Regions from separate parts of the Homo sapiens genome. Here region 2 is linked to region 1. The links are chromatin loops, found by intact Hi-C in ENCODE. Cell type or tissue: PC-9. All regions are shown on one strand. Links, peaks and the distances in the headings refer to the core of each region. The heading gives the core; the rest is flanking DNA.

Evidence for each region. Peaks named below come from ENCODE experiments on the same cell type or tissue, not always from the same donor. Only the 100,000 strongest peaks of a DNase experiment are listed, where the experiment ranks them.
Region 2: a loop joins it to region 1, with 13 times the contacts of the local background. A loop is called at or near these places in 2 of 110 quality-filtered maps.

The regions. Positions count from the first base shown.
Region 1 is chr2:187,143,600-187,151,952 of GRCh38, reverse strand. The region is part of intron 1 of CALCRL-AS1 (CALCRL and TFPI antisense RNA 1); the gene reads right to left. LOC124906106 (a long non-coding RNA gene) reads left to right here and starts at 2,948. Exons shown (of 3, transcript XR_007087543.1): 1 at 2,948-3,035; 2 at 3,710-3,812; 3 at 7,387-7,462. In PC-9, for the core only: no CTCF peak of the experiment used is centred there; no DNase peak of the experiment used is centred there.
Region 2 is chr2:187,832,589-187,840,941 of GRCh38, reverse strand. No RefSeq gene overlaps it. Among named protein-coding and RNA genes, the nearest start is that of TFPI, 280 kb to the right of the region's middle. RefSeq lists a silencer at 7,214-7,414. In PC-9, for the core only: no CTCF peak of the experiment used is centred there; no DNase peak of the experiment used is centred there.

The sequences.
Region 1 (8,353 bases), core at 68-8,067:
TCACAAGGACCAAAGAATATTATCTGTCTGTTTTGCTATTTGTTAATTCAACATGCTTTAAATTACTCCTCATCCAGCTCTTCACCTGAACCTCATACGTTCAAGGTGATCTGTTCAGATTCCATTTCTGCAGAATCTACAAAAGAAGAATGCTTGTTAGAATAGGGGAAACTTGTTAAACAATCCATATTTAAAACTCTTCTAGACACGTAGATTGTCACAGTAGTAAATGATTATTTGAGCGGTAGGGCTTAGAAAAAATCACATCAAGAGATTCTATCAAGCTTATGTATTATAGAAGCAGAACTGTAAAACAGCTACCATAAATATGATTTCAGATTTTATAATTCTTAATTTACTGCAGATACAAATATCACAGGAATTCCTGGAAATAGAATTTAACTGTTTGGCTAGAATTAGTTAACCATAGTTCAAAAATTCACCATTTATGTCTGGAAGTGTCTTTTTTAAAAGTAAGCAGTGTTAGCCCTAGGAGAAGGAGATGGAAATGGCTATCTAGAAAGAGGCACCTAACCCAAGATCTCTCCTATCTCTCACAATTACAGTTTTCAACTTCTTTTGGAGACATCTACTAAAAGGCAATATGATATTTGGGGAAAAATCAGTTCCTATAATAGCCACAATAAGTTAACCCTTTACTATACAATAGAAACTATATATACATAGCTCCTTTTAATCCTTATAACACCTTACTAGGTAGTATTATGTTCCCCAATTTACATATGAGTCTCAAGAAATAAAATAATGGTCTAAATTCATACTGGTCTAAATTCACCACCCTTACTAGCTGAACTTGAGTGTTATAACTCACATCAGAATCTTTCTGATTCCAAACCCCTAATCTTTATTCTGTGTTTTCTCTTACATGGTTAATACAGAGACAGAGATTGATTTATCTGATAAACTTATTATTACTCGTCATGCCATGGCAGAGACTTCCAGGGGTTTAAATAAAAACAAGGAATGTATTTTAAAAGACAGTGGGACACCACTAGTAAAGAACTCAACATAGGCTGCTGCTATGATGTAGAACAGCCAGCACAAGAATTCTGAACTTCTGGGAGAGAGGGTGACTCATAAAAACAGGAGGATACTGCTTGCTCTAGTAAGAAGTTTTATTTAGAAAACGTCTTAGTACAGAGGTAAAACATGTAGTTTCCTTTCAGTAAAATGTATACGTCTTGATAACTCACTTGTCAACAGGGCAAATAGTGTTAAAACAAACATCATTATATTTTTATTCATTTATTCAGTAAATATTTATTTTGAGGACCTATGCTATGTCAGACATGGTTCCAGAATGATATAGTAGTGCAAAGACAGACACAGAACCACCATTTCTGCTTAATTGTGTTGGTTAAAGAAAGTCACAAGACCAATCCAAGTTTAAGTGGAGGAAGCAAAGACTTGATGAAAAAAACAGAAAAGAAAAGAATTTGTAGTTATATTTCATCCGATACAATTTATTTTAGTATATTCTTATTATTTTCAGTGTTTTCCACATGCAATGTTCTCTGTGCACTGGTTACAATTACAGCTTACTGCATCTTGGGCTGCAATTTCTACTATTTGCACAAGTCCAATGAGAAGGAGCATTCACACAACAAATTAAGCAAAGCAAATTTATTACTCATAAGTAGGCAGTAAATAACCCAGAAGCCTAGGATTCAAGGGCAAGCTGGCTTTTTAAGACTCATCAGAAAAGCTGTCCGGGATAGGTGAAATCTTGTCCACATGTGCCTCACTTGCACCACAGCTGAGGGAGCCCACCTGGGTTTTATACCTCTGGAGAAACACAACATGCTGGGATAAAGCATTCAAGAAAATCCTATTTCTCTGAGAAACAGGAACAGAGCCAGGCTTTTTCCCCCTTTGTCTCAGAATGTTGCATTCCCAGCACATTCTACATTCTACAATTATCCTTGAGAACTACAGGAGAAATGAGGGAGAACTGAGTTGGTCCAAGGCCACATGAAGATATGTCTTGAATTCTAGAAAGAAATTAATTCTCTGACGATAAGAGTTGCTCAAAACTGAATGACTATACTTGCTGACCATACTATAAAAAAGTTTATGTAGTTATTAATACCTTTTCCCAATCTGTGTCAATTAGGCCCAAACACCAGAAGGCTGGCCTTTATTTGTGATTAAGGTTATTTATAATAACAATGGAGAACTGTTAAAAAAAATTACCCAAAATTGCTAATAATATCTGCATGTTATTTCAGTGTCATACTAGGACATTATCTAACAGGATCACCCAAGAATAATTTAATTCCCTAGTATGTACCCTTGCTTGCTTTGCTGTTTACTATTGATTAAAGCTAGGACTCTGTAATGTTATATGTTCATTTGTAGTTTTTGTCCATTGGAGATATATAATTTCTTTCCAGAAGAAAGGTTATACTTTATTGCTCTGCAAGGTATTAACCAGTTTTGTGCCCAACCTAGCAAATTTATTTCAGTATACCTTTCCTAACAGTCTCTGTTCTCCAAATGCCCCTTGAACTACCTTTATCATCCTGCTGACTCCTTTAATAATGATTTAAATCAATGTTTGGCATATGCTTACTTGACATTTGTAAGAAAGTCCTGTTTCTAACTTTAAAAATTATATTTTGACAATATCATGATAAAAGTGGAGGTGAAGAAAAGTAGCGTCAGGACTTGCTGATGGATTGGATGTGAAGACTGAGGAAAAGAGAAATGTGAAATATAACTTCTAAATTTTCTCAGACTTTAACAGTCATCTGTGAAAGCAATTTAACACTACAAAACCTACAAGGCTCCCAAGGCACATTTTAGAGCTATGGATGAATTCATCTCGCCTGTTTTAGATCAAAAGCAAAGATATTCTGCCGTTGTCTCAAATATCATCCACTAAGTACTGTAGGTGCATTTCAAAACATTGTTTTAACTTTTTCAAAGAGAATATTCCTGGAAAAATTACTTTTTATCCATGAAGAAGTTGGATAACATTTTTAATGGCAAAAAAACACACTATTCACATTTTGGTAAGAAAATAGAGGAAACTAAAATCTGTATTTCAATTCCATACAATACTTTCAGATTTTTATATAGCCCAAAATAGAGTCAGTAAAAGCCACTAAATCTAAGCATTATAATATTAAATAGTTTATTTATATACCTTTATTTCTATCACTTTAAGCTTACTCAGAGTCAGAAACCATTTCAAACTTTCTAAGGAAAAATTTTAATTTGGAGTAATAAACTTTCAACACTGATTTATTCCCTTTAAAAAGGAAGATAAACAATTTTAACCTATTATCATTTTTATTGAAAATTCCACCATAGCAAAATAATACATGATTATCCAGAAAAAATAAAATTACTCATACTCATAATGCTAAAATAACCACAGTTAATCATTTGCTTTACCTCGCTAAACATGTTTTGTCATGCTTGACCATATGCATATTTTTCTTACTAAAATAGGTCCATATGCTTTAGCTTTTTCTGGGATACAAATCACTCAGAAACTCAGTAGCATACATAATGAACATTTATTTCTTGAGCATCTCAGGGTTCAGCTGCTCAGGGATGAACAGCTCTGCCAACCTCCTCTTAGCGTGCTTATTCTTCTTGGGGTTTAGAGTCTTTGGATCTAGGTTGAATTCAGCTGAGGTGAATTGAGACCAGTGTGAGCTAATCTGAGCATGCTCTTCAGGTTGCAATCACAGACATGCAAGAGGGAGCAAGTGGAATTATGCAAAATTACCTAAAGACTAAGAACTGGCACACTAACACTTCTGCCTAATTCTCTCACCAAGGTAAATTACAAAGGGTGGGGTCCCTTTGCAAAGGAACATCACAATTGATTAAATGCAGAAAGAAAAGAAATGGGGCTATAAGTGCAATTAATCTACCACATGTTTATACTTAATATCAGTAATCTGATAATTTTTGTATCTCAGTAAGCATACAGATTCTACTTATTTTTAATGATTCCACAGTATGCAAACATATGGATTCCTCACAATTTCTTTACAAATCTATAACATTTATAACTTTGTGAATTTAGATCTACCACTTTTACTATAACAAAACTTTTACTTAAAAAATCATAAGCATACAATCTGTATATTGACCTTGTATCTGGAAAAGCTTGCTAAACTCACTTATTAGTTCTAATCACTTTTGGTGGATTTCTTAGGCTTTTAGAATCATGTTATCTTCATACAGAAATAATTTTACTTCTTCCTTTTCAATCTGGATGACATTATTTTCTTATCTAATTGCCTTGGGTAGAACCTTAAGTATAGTGTTGAATACAACGCGTCAGAGTGTACATCCTTGTCTTGTTCCTGATCTTAAGGAGAAATCTTCAATCTTTTACCATTAAGCATGCTGTTAGCTGTGGGTTTTGTGTAGATGCTCTTACCTCATTGGAGATCCTAGGCTGTTGAGTGTTCTTATTATGAAAGGATATTGGATTCTGTTAAATACCTTTTCTGCATATATTAAATAAGCACGCAGCTTTCATTAATTATTCTATTAATATGGTGAATTACACTGATTGATTTTCATGTGTGAATCAATCTTTTGCTTCTGAAATAAATCCCACTTTTTTCATATTGTGTAATACAATGTACATGTTGCCAGATTTGGTTTGCTAGTATTTTGTTGAAGACTTTTTAATCTATATTCACAGAGGATATTTGTCCATAGTTTTCTCATGGTGTCTTTGTCTGGTTTAAGTATCAGAGTAATATTGATCTCATAAAACAAGTTCGGAAATATTCTCTTCTCCTATTTTTCATAAGAGTTTATGAAGGATGGATATTAAATCTTGGTTAAAATTTGGTAGAACTGATCAGTTAAGCCATCTGTGATGGTTTTGTTTGGGCGGGGAAAGGGGGTAGGTGGGTCAGTTTAATTCTTGTAGGACTATTTAGAATTACTATCTTTTCTTGAGTCAGTTTTTGTAGTTTCTTTCTAGGAATTTTCCACTTCATCTAAGTTATCTAAAGCATTATCATACAATGGTTCATAGTATTCTCTCATAATTCTTTTTATTTCTGTAATAACTCCTCTCTTTCATTACTGATTTTAGTAATTTAAGTATTTTCTATTTGTTTCTTGGTAAATCTAGCTAGAAATTTGTCAATTTTGGTGATCTTTTTAAGGAACCAAATTCTGGTTTCATTTCTTTTTGCTACTTGTAAAATATTTCTATCTTATTTATTTCCACTACTAATTCTTACTTTTGTCTACTTTTGGAGGGTTTAGTTTATGGTCACTTTTTTAATTTATTAAGGTGGCTGCTTAGGTTATAGATTTAAGATCTTTTTCTCTTTTTTAGGAAAGGCATTTTCAGGTATAAATTTTTCTCTAAGCACTACTTTAGCTGTGTCCTGTAAGTTTTGGTATGTTTTATTATCTTTTATATTCACCTCAAAGTTAATTTTTACGTATTTATAAATTTCCCAAATCCTTTCCATTATTGGTTTCTAATTTTATTCCCTTCTATTCAGGTAATGTGCTTTGTGTTATTTCAATCATTTTATATTTTTTATATTTGTTTTATGGCTAAACATATGGTCTATACTAGAGAATGTTCCATGTACACTTTAGACAGATGTATATTCTGTGGTTGTTGGGCATTCTACAGACGTCTGTTAGGTCTAGTTGGTCTATGGTGTTATTCCAGTATTGTATTTAATTGTTCATCCCTTGTCTATTTGTTCTATCCATTATTATAAATGGAATACTGAAGTGTATAACTATTATAGCTGAATTGTCTATTTCTCCATTCAGTTGTGTAGTATTTTGCTGCATGTATATTAGAGTTGTTGTTAGAGCCATATATGTAAATTCTTGCTCATTCTTGATAGATTGAGCTTTTTATCATTATGAAATATCTGCTCTTCTCTATAATAACATTTCTTGTTTAAAGTCAATTTTTCTGATATAGTTAGTTATTCCAGTTCTCTTAAGGTTGCTATCATAAGGCACTGTTTTTTGGTTGATATATGTTTTTATTGCTGTATGTTCTTGGTGGATTGAGCCTTCTATCATTATCAACATCCTTATCTCTTACAATAATTGTGTCTAAAGTCTATTTTATCTTAGATTAATATAGCCACTCAAGCTCTTCTTTGTTTACTATTTGCTTGGAGTATATTTTTCTATCCTTTTACATATAATCTATTTGAGTCTTTGAATCTAAAGTAAATCTCCTATAGAGGATATATAGTTAGATCATGTTTTTTTAATCTGTTATGCCAATTTCTGCCTTTAGATGGAATAATTAATCTATTTATACTTAATATACTTATTGACAAGATTTACATCGGCTATTTTACTATTTGTTTTCTGTGGCTTTTTTATTTTTTGTTTCTCTATCCTCCACTAATGCTTTATTTTATATTAAATATTTTCTAACCTATCTTGTCATTTTTTATACATTTTTTGAGCTTTTTGTGGTTTCCCTGGGATTACAATTAATATTTTAACCAATAACCCTCTAGTTTGAATTAATACCAACTTAACTTCAGTAATATACAAAAACTTTGGTTCTATATGTCTCCATTTATTTCCTGTTCCTTTGTGTTTCTGTCATATAAATTTATGTATATATCCATCAACACAAGTTTATAATTATTGCTTTATGAATTTGTCTTTTAAACTAGATAGGAGATTTTAAAGAGTTACAAACAAAACACACATATTGTACTTTATGTTTCCCTTATAGTTACCTTTACTGATGCTCTTTATTTTCTCATGTGAATTCAATTTACTTTTTAGTGTCCTTTCCTTGAAATGTGAAGGACTCCCTTTTAGTTAAGAGTTTTCTAAGAAATTATTTTAGGGTGTCTTCTAGTATTGCAGGGTGAATTCTCTCAGTTTTAATCTGTAAATTTCTTACTTTTTCCTTCACTTTTGAATAACGGTTTCAATGGACTTAGAATTCTTGGTTGACAATCATTAAAAATTTACTTTAAATGTGTCACATCAGTGCCTTATTACCTCCATGGATTCTGATGAGAAATCAGCTGTTAAATCCAATTTAGGATTCTCATGTTGATGAGTTGCTGCTCTCTTGCTGCTTTCAAAGTTCTCTTTCTCTTTCTATAGTTTGATTATTATATGCCTAGATCTGAATATCTTTTAGTATATTCTACTTGGAGTTCATGGGCTTTCCTGGCTGTGTAGGTTGCTGTTTTTTATAAAATTTTGAAAGTTTTTAATGATTATTTCTTGAAATATTATTTTGCCTCTTTTTCCCCACCTCTGCTCCTTCTAGAATTTACATTGTGCATATGTTTGTACATTTTATGGTGTCACATAAGTCTCTAAGGCTTGCTTAATTTTTATTCATTTCTTTTCTGTTTGTTCCTCAAGGTGGATGATCTCAATGGACCAATATTCAAGTTTGCTGACTCTTTCTGACAACTCAAATCTGCTTCAGTACCTCTCGTGAATTCATTTCAATTATTGTACTTTTCAACTCTAGTGTTTATTAGTATTCTAAATTTGAGGAGACATTGCTTACACATTTTCCTTCAATTCTTAGACATGGATTCCCTTAGTTTTTGAACATATTAAAAATAGTTAATTTAAAATATTTAACTAGTAAGTCTAACACAGCTTCCTCAAAAATAGTTTGTATTTACTACTTCTTTATTCTTGTGTAGAGGCCATTGTTTCTTATTTGCATGTCTCATAATTTTTTTGAAAACTGGGCATTTAAAATAATATAACATGGCAACTCTGGAAATTAGAGCCCCCTTCTCAAGGGTGTATTGTTGTTATTCCTGTGTTGTCATTTGTTGTTGTTGTTTGTTTAGTGACTTCCCTGGACTAATTCTGTAAAATCTATATTCTTTACCAAACTGGCCACTGATATCTCTGCTCAATTAACTTAGTGGTCAGCCAATTTTTGAACAGAAAAATCCTTAAATTACTCAAACCAATCAGTTTTCTCAGGCTCTGCATGTGTATTGGGGTGTCTCTTTAATACTTAGAAGTTTAGACAGCTCTAAACATGTTAGAGCTAAAGACACCTATGACAACATCTCCTTCCCCAGTTCTTCTTTTTAATATTTCTGGTCAGCTTCTTATTTGCCCACCTGATAGCTCCGCCTCAGGCAGCTACAATGTCAAACTATTATCACTGATTTTTCACAAATATTTCCAGTGAAAATGCTGTTTGCAATGAATAAGTGCTGATTCAGGTAAAATAAGGACAAGTCCTGTGAGTAAGGGTTTTCAGGGAACCTCCAGAAAATTAATGACAATTAATTGAGAATAATGCTTTGGAGGATCTCCAAATCTGTTCTACTCACTGCAGTGATCGATAAGCTATTTT
Region 2 (8,353 bases), core at 80-8,079, 690 kb before region 1:
TGTGTGTGTGTGTGTGTGTACACATGAGCATGTGTCTGTATGCTGCCTTTGGTGTTGGTATTGGGTAATGCTAGCCTTGTATAATAAATTGGGAGTTTTGCTACCTTCTCTGTTTTTTGAAAAAGACTGTGTAGGCCAGCTGCGGTGGCTCACGCCTATAATCCCAGCACTTTGGGACACTGAGGAAGGCGGATCACCTGAGGTCAGGAGTTCGAGACCAGCCTGACCAACATGGAGAAACCCCGTCTCTATTACAAATACAAAATTAGCTGGGCGTGGTGTCACATACCTGTAATCCTAGCTACTCGGGAGGCTGAGGCAGGAGAATCTCTTGAACCCAGGAGGCAGAGGTTGCGGTGAGCCGAGATTGCACCTGGGCAACAAGAGTGAAACTCCGTAAAAAGACTGTATAAAACTGTGGTTAATTCTTTAAATGTTGGGTAGATTTGTCCAGTGAAATCATCTGGACTTGAAATTTTCTCTATTGGATAAACTTTTCAATTACTATATCAATAATTTTAATAGTTACTAGGCTATTCTAACTGTTTCATTTTGAGTGAGTTTTGGGAGTCTGCATTTTTTGAGGAATTGATTCACGTCTCAAGCTGTCAAATTCATTTGTATTCATAGTAATTCCCTTACTATCCTTTTAATATCTATGGGGTCTGTAGTAGTAATCTCTCTTTTCATCTAGATATTGGCAATGGGTGTCATTCTCTTACTTCTTTGTCTGTCTTGCTAGAATGCTATTGTTTTCAAATAACCAGCATTTTATTTCACTTATTTTTTCTATTGTTTTTCTGTTTTCATTGATTTTTGCTGTTATTGGTATTACTTATTTTCTTCTGCTGCTTTGGTTTGGTTTCCTTTGATCTTCTTTATTTTATTTATTTATTTTTTTTTTGGAAGTCAAAGCACAAAAGCTATGAAACCATATTGGAATCTGAGACAAAAGAAAATCAGTAATATTGATCTTGTCTTTAATTAAAATGTAGATGTTGCTTACATCATAGAGTTCAGAGTTTTTCTCAGTCATTTCAGATCTTTGATTGTTTCAATTTTAGTAAGTTAGAATCTGGCCAAAGAATTTCCAATGAAGTTCACTTTATTTTGTTAATATGACAGATTATGTTGATGAATTTTTGAATGGTAAAATCAGCCTTGCATTCCTAGAATTAATCTTAATCATGCTATATTTATAATTAATTTTGATTTTTAAATGTTACATTAAAGTATTATTCATGTTAATTATTCAGTTTTTAGTGACCTTTAATCTTTGTCCTGAGTTATGTGCTTCACTAACATAGTCGTGGTACTGTTCCTGCTTATATCTGACCCCTTTTATCAAGAAATATGTAGGATTCTGTGTCTGTAACACTTTTAAAGCCTCCCTAATGATGGCAAGTTAGGGAACTATGTTGTAATTATTCCATGAGACCATGGTCTTAAACTGAGTTCCCCTGTAAGCAGCCACTAAGGAGTGGCTTTATGGGGAACTGATTTATTTAAAAATTTTTCCCATAAAGATATACAATATTTGTTTGTCAATAAATAAATACATAGTTTAAAAATTTATTCCCAAGGGCTTTTGGTAAAAGCGGGTAGGAAGAGGAAGGGGGAGAAGAAGAAACCAAGAAAGACTTCAATTTCAGATAAAATTTCAGGGAGGGTGGCTCCAATCTGATCTGATTCTGCAGGGGAGTTTAGGAGTGTAAATTAGTTCTCAGACTTACCCTTATTTGAAGGAAGAAGCTGACTTTCCAAGTTGGATGAGGTGGATTGAACATAAAACTCCCAGCCACAGCCACTCTCTCTTCCCTTTGAGGGCAAAACAGCTCCAGTAGCTTGTGGCTAGTCTTCAGAAAAAAGAATCAAGATGCTGACATGGCCATAGGAGGCAAAAGGGCCACACAGCAGCAGAAGTGGCATAAAGAAGTGGTAAAAATCAACAGATTTGACAGTGTTGGCTACACCTATTATGTAAATACATCAATTACAAGCACAGAATGACTTTCCTATATTTAGATACTTACTGAAATACAGACTAAAATGACTATTTGCATATTTCTTACTGGCTCTATTTACACACACACACTCTTTCTCTCTCTATGTAGATAGGTAGATACGTACACACATCTATATATGCACATTCTCTCTCTTTATTACCAAGGATTGGCCTTTAGGTGCTAAAAATTTGATACCTTTGGGGGGACTAGATAAGCTATAGTAGATAATGTAGATATAGTAGTAATGTAGTAATGTAGTACTGCAGATAAAGGAGATACTAGAAAGGTAGCTAGATAAGATATCAGGAAGAGTGTCTGTATTTGCCTTGACACATTTTTAAATGTATAAGTACAAATTCTCTTTGTATTATTCTTGAACTTTTTAACTCTTGTAACACTTAAAATAATTTATTTTTAACTCAAATACTTGTAGGAAGATGTCTATATTTTATCACTACAAATTTTATTTTATTTATTTTTTATTTTTTATTTTTTATTTTTTTGAGATGGAGTCTTGCTCTGTCACCCAGGCTAGAGTGCAGTGGTGCAATCTCAGCTCCCTGCATCACTACAAATTTTAAATAAATACTTTATAGTATATTTAAGTGAATCCAATTATTTTATATATGTATACATATGCAGTATAATAGGAAGTTACATATTAGAGTTTACATAAATATACATTATATAAGATACTTAAAATCTATACCCACAAAGCATAACTTACATATAAATTTAATCATTGTTATAGCTATATATGTCTACTTATAACTGTGACTTGACATTCACCAACATCTACATAAAATATGTAAAAAAAAAAGCTCCTCCTGAATAAACATGTTACTTTGTTTGCATTCTTCTTTGAAATAATATTTCCATTTTTCATATCAATATAGAGTTATACTAATTTATTTTTAAAATTATTCCTGCAGATTATTTTTTGGAAGAAACATAGTATATAAAGCAATTGACTATCTTCGAATTGAGTATCTTAAAATGTATTCTCTTTAATTTATTCATGTCCTTTTACCATCAGGGGTATGCTCACTAGTTTGAAGATCTAAGGTTATAATATTCTTTAAAATCTAATTCCATAATTAAATTTAAATTCATTATATAAATGTATCAGAAATATTTATAATGTATTTGCATTATAAATATAAATTTATTACAAGGACTTAAATATGAAGCTTATATATTAAAATTCTCTTGGTTACGTTATAAAATCATGTCTACCTTGTCGCTTTACATTCTTAGAAAACTCTATCTTCATAATTAGCTAAAATATTTAACTATTTGACTCTGAATCCTTTATTTAAAAATAAAATATTAAAAATATATGACAACATAAAATACAACTTACTCATAATTAATGAATTTAAACAAGAAAATAATGTGCATATCTACTCCTCCTTTTTTGCAAATCAACCTTCCACCATCCCAGAGATACAGAATATTATATCATTTAAAAGAAAAAGCAGAGTAATGGGGATACCTATATACCTTATACCTATAACACAGGTGATACTAGTTTACTTTTTAAAACATCCCCTGCTAAAATACATTGTTGTTATTTTCTCTGTAAACTGGAAGTCTTCTTAAAATGTTGTTGGCCGGGCACGGTGGCTGATGCCTGTAATCCCAGCACTTTGGGAGGCCGAGGCGGGTGGATCACGAGGTCAGGAGACCAAGACCATCCCGGCCAACGTGGTGAAACCCCATCTCTACTAAAATACAAAAATTAGCTGGGTGTGATGGCGTGTGCCTGTAGTCTCAGCTACTTGGGAGGCTGAGGCAGGAGAATCGCTTGAACCCGGGAGGCGGAGATTACAGTGAGCCAAGATCGGGCCACTGCATTCCAGCCTGGCAACAGAGTGAGACTCCATCTCAAAAAACAACAACAACAACAAAAACAAACAAAGTTGTCTTCGTCTCTTAAGTCAGTTGAGTAATTTATAATTGTTGCATGTTCTAACAGTTTTCCCCCAAAATACAAATATTTCCAACAATAACTATAATTAAGATTTTTAGCATATAAAACATCAAATTTTTCAAATAATCATGTTGATTGTGGTCCTAAATTAAGTTTATATTGAAGAATATGTGTAAGACTCAAGTCTGTTAGGAAAAATCCTAAATACTTCTCAAATGCTTAATATTGCACTTAACAAAATAATTAATATGCTAAGATATAGGGCTCTTTCTTTAATAGATTGGTGTTTTGTTAATTAGATGCATGAATAATTTAACACATTTAATCTATGATATTTATTATTTAAACTAATTAGATGTATGGGGATTATCCCATTTAATCAAAATATAATTTATTTTAATTATTTCTAGGCAAGTAGTATAGTGTTTAGGATTCACAAAGTTTAACAATCAAAGCATAATATGCTTATTTTATCATTTTTTTTTACTTCTAAACATTTCAGAAACAAAACAAAAAAGTTTCTCAGATCAAATGAGTCACATTAGCAAAATGTAACAAGGAGAAGAATGCAATGAAGTAAAATAACACAAACAATTAACTTTCAAGTGTTGAGGCGTTATTAGAATGCTATTAACTTTCCTGGATATAATTTAGGTGTCAAAGAAAAACATATCTTAAACTGATAGACACTAAAATAGTTTAGTTAATTTTGCCTCAAGAGAAAGCACAAATGGCTTTTCCACTGGAAAAACAAAACAAATGTCATCATATTTGTTTCTTTAAGAAAGTATAAAATTATACAAAATCAATTTTTAGGATTTTATTTAGAAACAAATACCTTAGTGGTCTAAATAATGTAAAAAGGGGGATACTATTTGGAGGTAGCAAATTTTTGTTTCATTAGAGGGTAACTTTATAAAAAAAGTTACTGCCATACTTCTCTTAATGAGATGTTTTTATGTAGATTATTAAATCAGACAGCCTATGAACTCTTTTCTATGTGAGATGCTACAATCAATTATGAGGGGAAATAACAGATTTTATGCAGAGTGGATAGCAGAGGGAAAATTCAGAAAAAATATTAAGGGAGAAAGATGCTATTGCCATAGTCATTCTGTTGGAATCAATAGAATTAAAGGGTATGTATTGCCAAAACAAGTGAATGGAATTACGGGGAGAAACAAGAATATTGCGTTGGCAATACTTGGTGAAATTCAGCATGTACCTCTTCTATGGAAAACTTTTCCCAGATACATACTAGGGAAATTCACCCACAGAAACTTAAAATAGGTATATCTATAAGGATATTCATAGTAACATTATTCATGTGAATGAGAAGTTGAGTATAATTGGAGATTCATACATACAAGGAAACAAAGTAAAATATTGTACAGGTATATGTGGCATGTTATGCAGCAGTTAGAAACTATAAATTTATGTAGAAGAGAGGCAATTTAAAAAATAACAATATATATGTACAACATAAGTGCTTTAGCAACATATCTATTCAAATTAAACACACATACACACCACTATTCCCACCAGCAGCAGCAACCACACTGTGTTTTCACAGATTCATGGCTATTCAAAGACAACAGATGCATTACAGTGCATGCACACTGGAGAAGGGGAATGGGAGTGGGTTTTATGATGGCGTAAGGAAAAAAGCTATGTATCTATAAACATACTATAAATATGGATAAGTCTGAGGTAGGAGGCAGGCAGGCCACAACTCTGGACCAGATTGAAGACTGGCCAAAGCCTAGAAGAGGCACAAAAGACACTTCTCCATAAAACATGCCCAACAGCGCCATGACAGCTTACCATTGCCTTGGCACAAGCAAGAAGTTACCAATCCTTGCCAAGGTAATACCCAGAAGTTACTGCCCATTTTCTAGCTCATTCCAAATAATCTGCCCCTTACTTAGCATACCATTAAAAGCGGGTATAAATGTGACTACAGAACTGCTCCTGAGTCGCTACTCTCCACATACTGCCTATGGGGTAGCCCTGCTTCGGAGGAGCAGTCACAGAGCTGCAGGACTGCTGCCGCCTCAATAAGGCTGTTTTCTTCCACCACCAGCTCGCTCTTGAATTAATACCTGGGTGAAGCCAAGAACCTGCCCTGCATCAAGTTTATGTGTATATAAGTGTACATACATATATATACATATGTATATATAAGTGGCTCTTCTACCTGAATCTCACAGAAGAGTGGCTTCTGTGTTGTGTATGTACCCTGGTATTAAGGTGACTAAGCCACTTCTATCCTTTGTGGACTCCCATATATATTGCAGAGGATTGCAGAACCCTGACCATAACCCCGAATCAGACTCCATAAACAATATTTGGTACTTAAGCAACCAAAGTGATAACTACTCCATTCCTTCATGAGACACTCATCTTTAATTTTTCTCACTGAATTATTCTTAGCACGCTAAATCGAGGTTAATACAATAATTTAACCCTGCTCATGGAGAGTGTAAATGCACAATTACTCTGTGTGTAAACATCTGCAGTACTGTTTTAATGTGCTGACAGTTTCTAATGAAGGTAGCATGTATCTGTTAAAGTTGTAAAAATCACTCTAAATTGGCCAGGCACAGTGGCTCACGCCTGTAATCCCAGCACTTTGGAGGCCGAGGCGGGTGGATCACGAGGTCAGGAGATCGAGACTATCCTGGTTAACACGGTGAAACCCTATCTCTACTAAAAATGCAAAAAATTAGCTGGGCGTGGAGGTGGGTGCCTGTAGTCCCAGCTACTCGGGAGGCTGAGGCAGGAGAATGGCGTGAACCCGGGAGATGGAGCTTGCAGTGAGCCGAGATGGCGCCACCGCACTCCAGCCTGTGTGACCGAGCGAGACTCCGTCTCAAAAAAAAAAAAAAACAAACAAACAAACAAAAAAAAACACTCTAAATTGAGGCTTAATTTATTAATTTTTAAAAACATTTATTAGAGGCTTAAGGACTTCTTAAAACCGAAAAGACACAAATACTCTCATTTCACAGAAGAAGCTTCTGAGGTCAGTGAAACTGCAATGTTTTGACAATTACTAGATAGTAAATTAGGGGCAATCTGAGATTAAAGCCAAATTATTCTATTGCTTCCTTCAGGGATATTTCTACTATAGTATGTTTTATTTTCAGATGTATAGCATATATTTTGCATGTTGTTATTGTTCAAATTATCTTTATACCAGTTGCTACAATTCAGATCTGGAGGGACCTGTAAGGTCATGTAAATGAACAGAAGCAATGAAAACGCATAGGTGTGTATTGTGTGAACAGACGTGAAAACTGTAAAGCAATTTCTCTGCCTAAAGAGAAATCCTCTACTCAGCTCCAGTTGGCTTCTGCCATTGGTGGTGTATGCCAAACGTGACCAGATGTGTTGCTGTTGCTGTTATTCGAATTTGTTTTGTTTTGTTTTGTTTTGTTTGAGACAGATTCTCGCTGTGTCACCGGTGCTGGAGTGCAGTGGCGCCATCTTGGCCCACTGCAACCTCCGCCTCCCGGGTTCAAGTGATTCTCCTGCCTCAGCCTCCCGGGTAGCTGGGACTACAGGCGCGTGCCACACGCCTGGCTAATTTTTTGTATTTTTAGTAGAGATGGGGTTTCACCGTATTAGCCAAGATGGTCTCTATCTCCTGACCTCGTGATCTGCCCGCCTCAGCCTCCCAAAGTCCTGGGATTACAGGCGTGAGCCATCGCGCCTGTCCTTGAACGTGTATTTTTTAAAGTTATCTTTGAAATAACAATTGAGCAAGATAAAGGCCAGACAAAACCCATATGGGAGATGGATTTGGTCTGCAGGCTGCTGATTTTTTTTTTTAATATACTTTAAGTTCTGGGATACATATGCAGAACGTGCAGGTTTGTTACATAGGTATACAAGTGCCATGGTGGTTTGCTGCACCCATCAACCCGCCATCTGTATTAGGTTTTTCTCCTACAGGCTGCCGATTTTTAATTACAACTTATGCAGTCTGTTGTGCAATCATACGGAATAATATCAACATCAATTATTGAATTTAACAACAGCAGTATACTTACCATCACAGTCTTCAGTGCAAGAATCTATTGAAAGAAAATAAAATGCACTAATAAAAGCTTCAAGATAAATGGATGATTATAAAAATTGACTTATCATCATTAAAGTACATTCCTTTAAGGTCTCCAAACACTGCTGTGTATGTGAAATGTTTACTTTAATGCAAACAAAGGTAGAGATAATTAATCTCATTACAAATAATCTGAGAAAATAAACTTGAAACAGGTGATCAATGCAACTATAATTACCTTTGATAATCCATTTATTAATCATATATGTGAATTGTAGATAAATTTCCTTAGCTCTTGATACAATTAAGTACCTTGTCAATTTCTTCATTAATAGTTCAGTGTTGATTGGT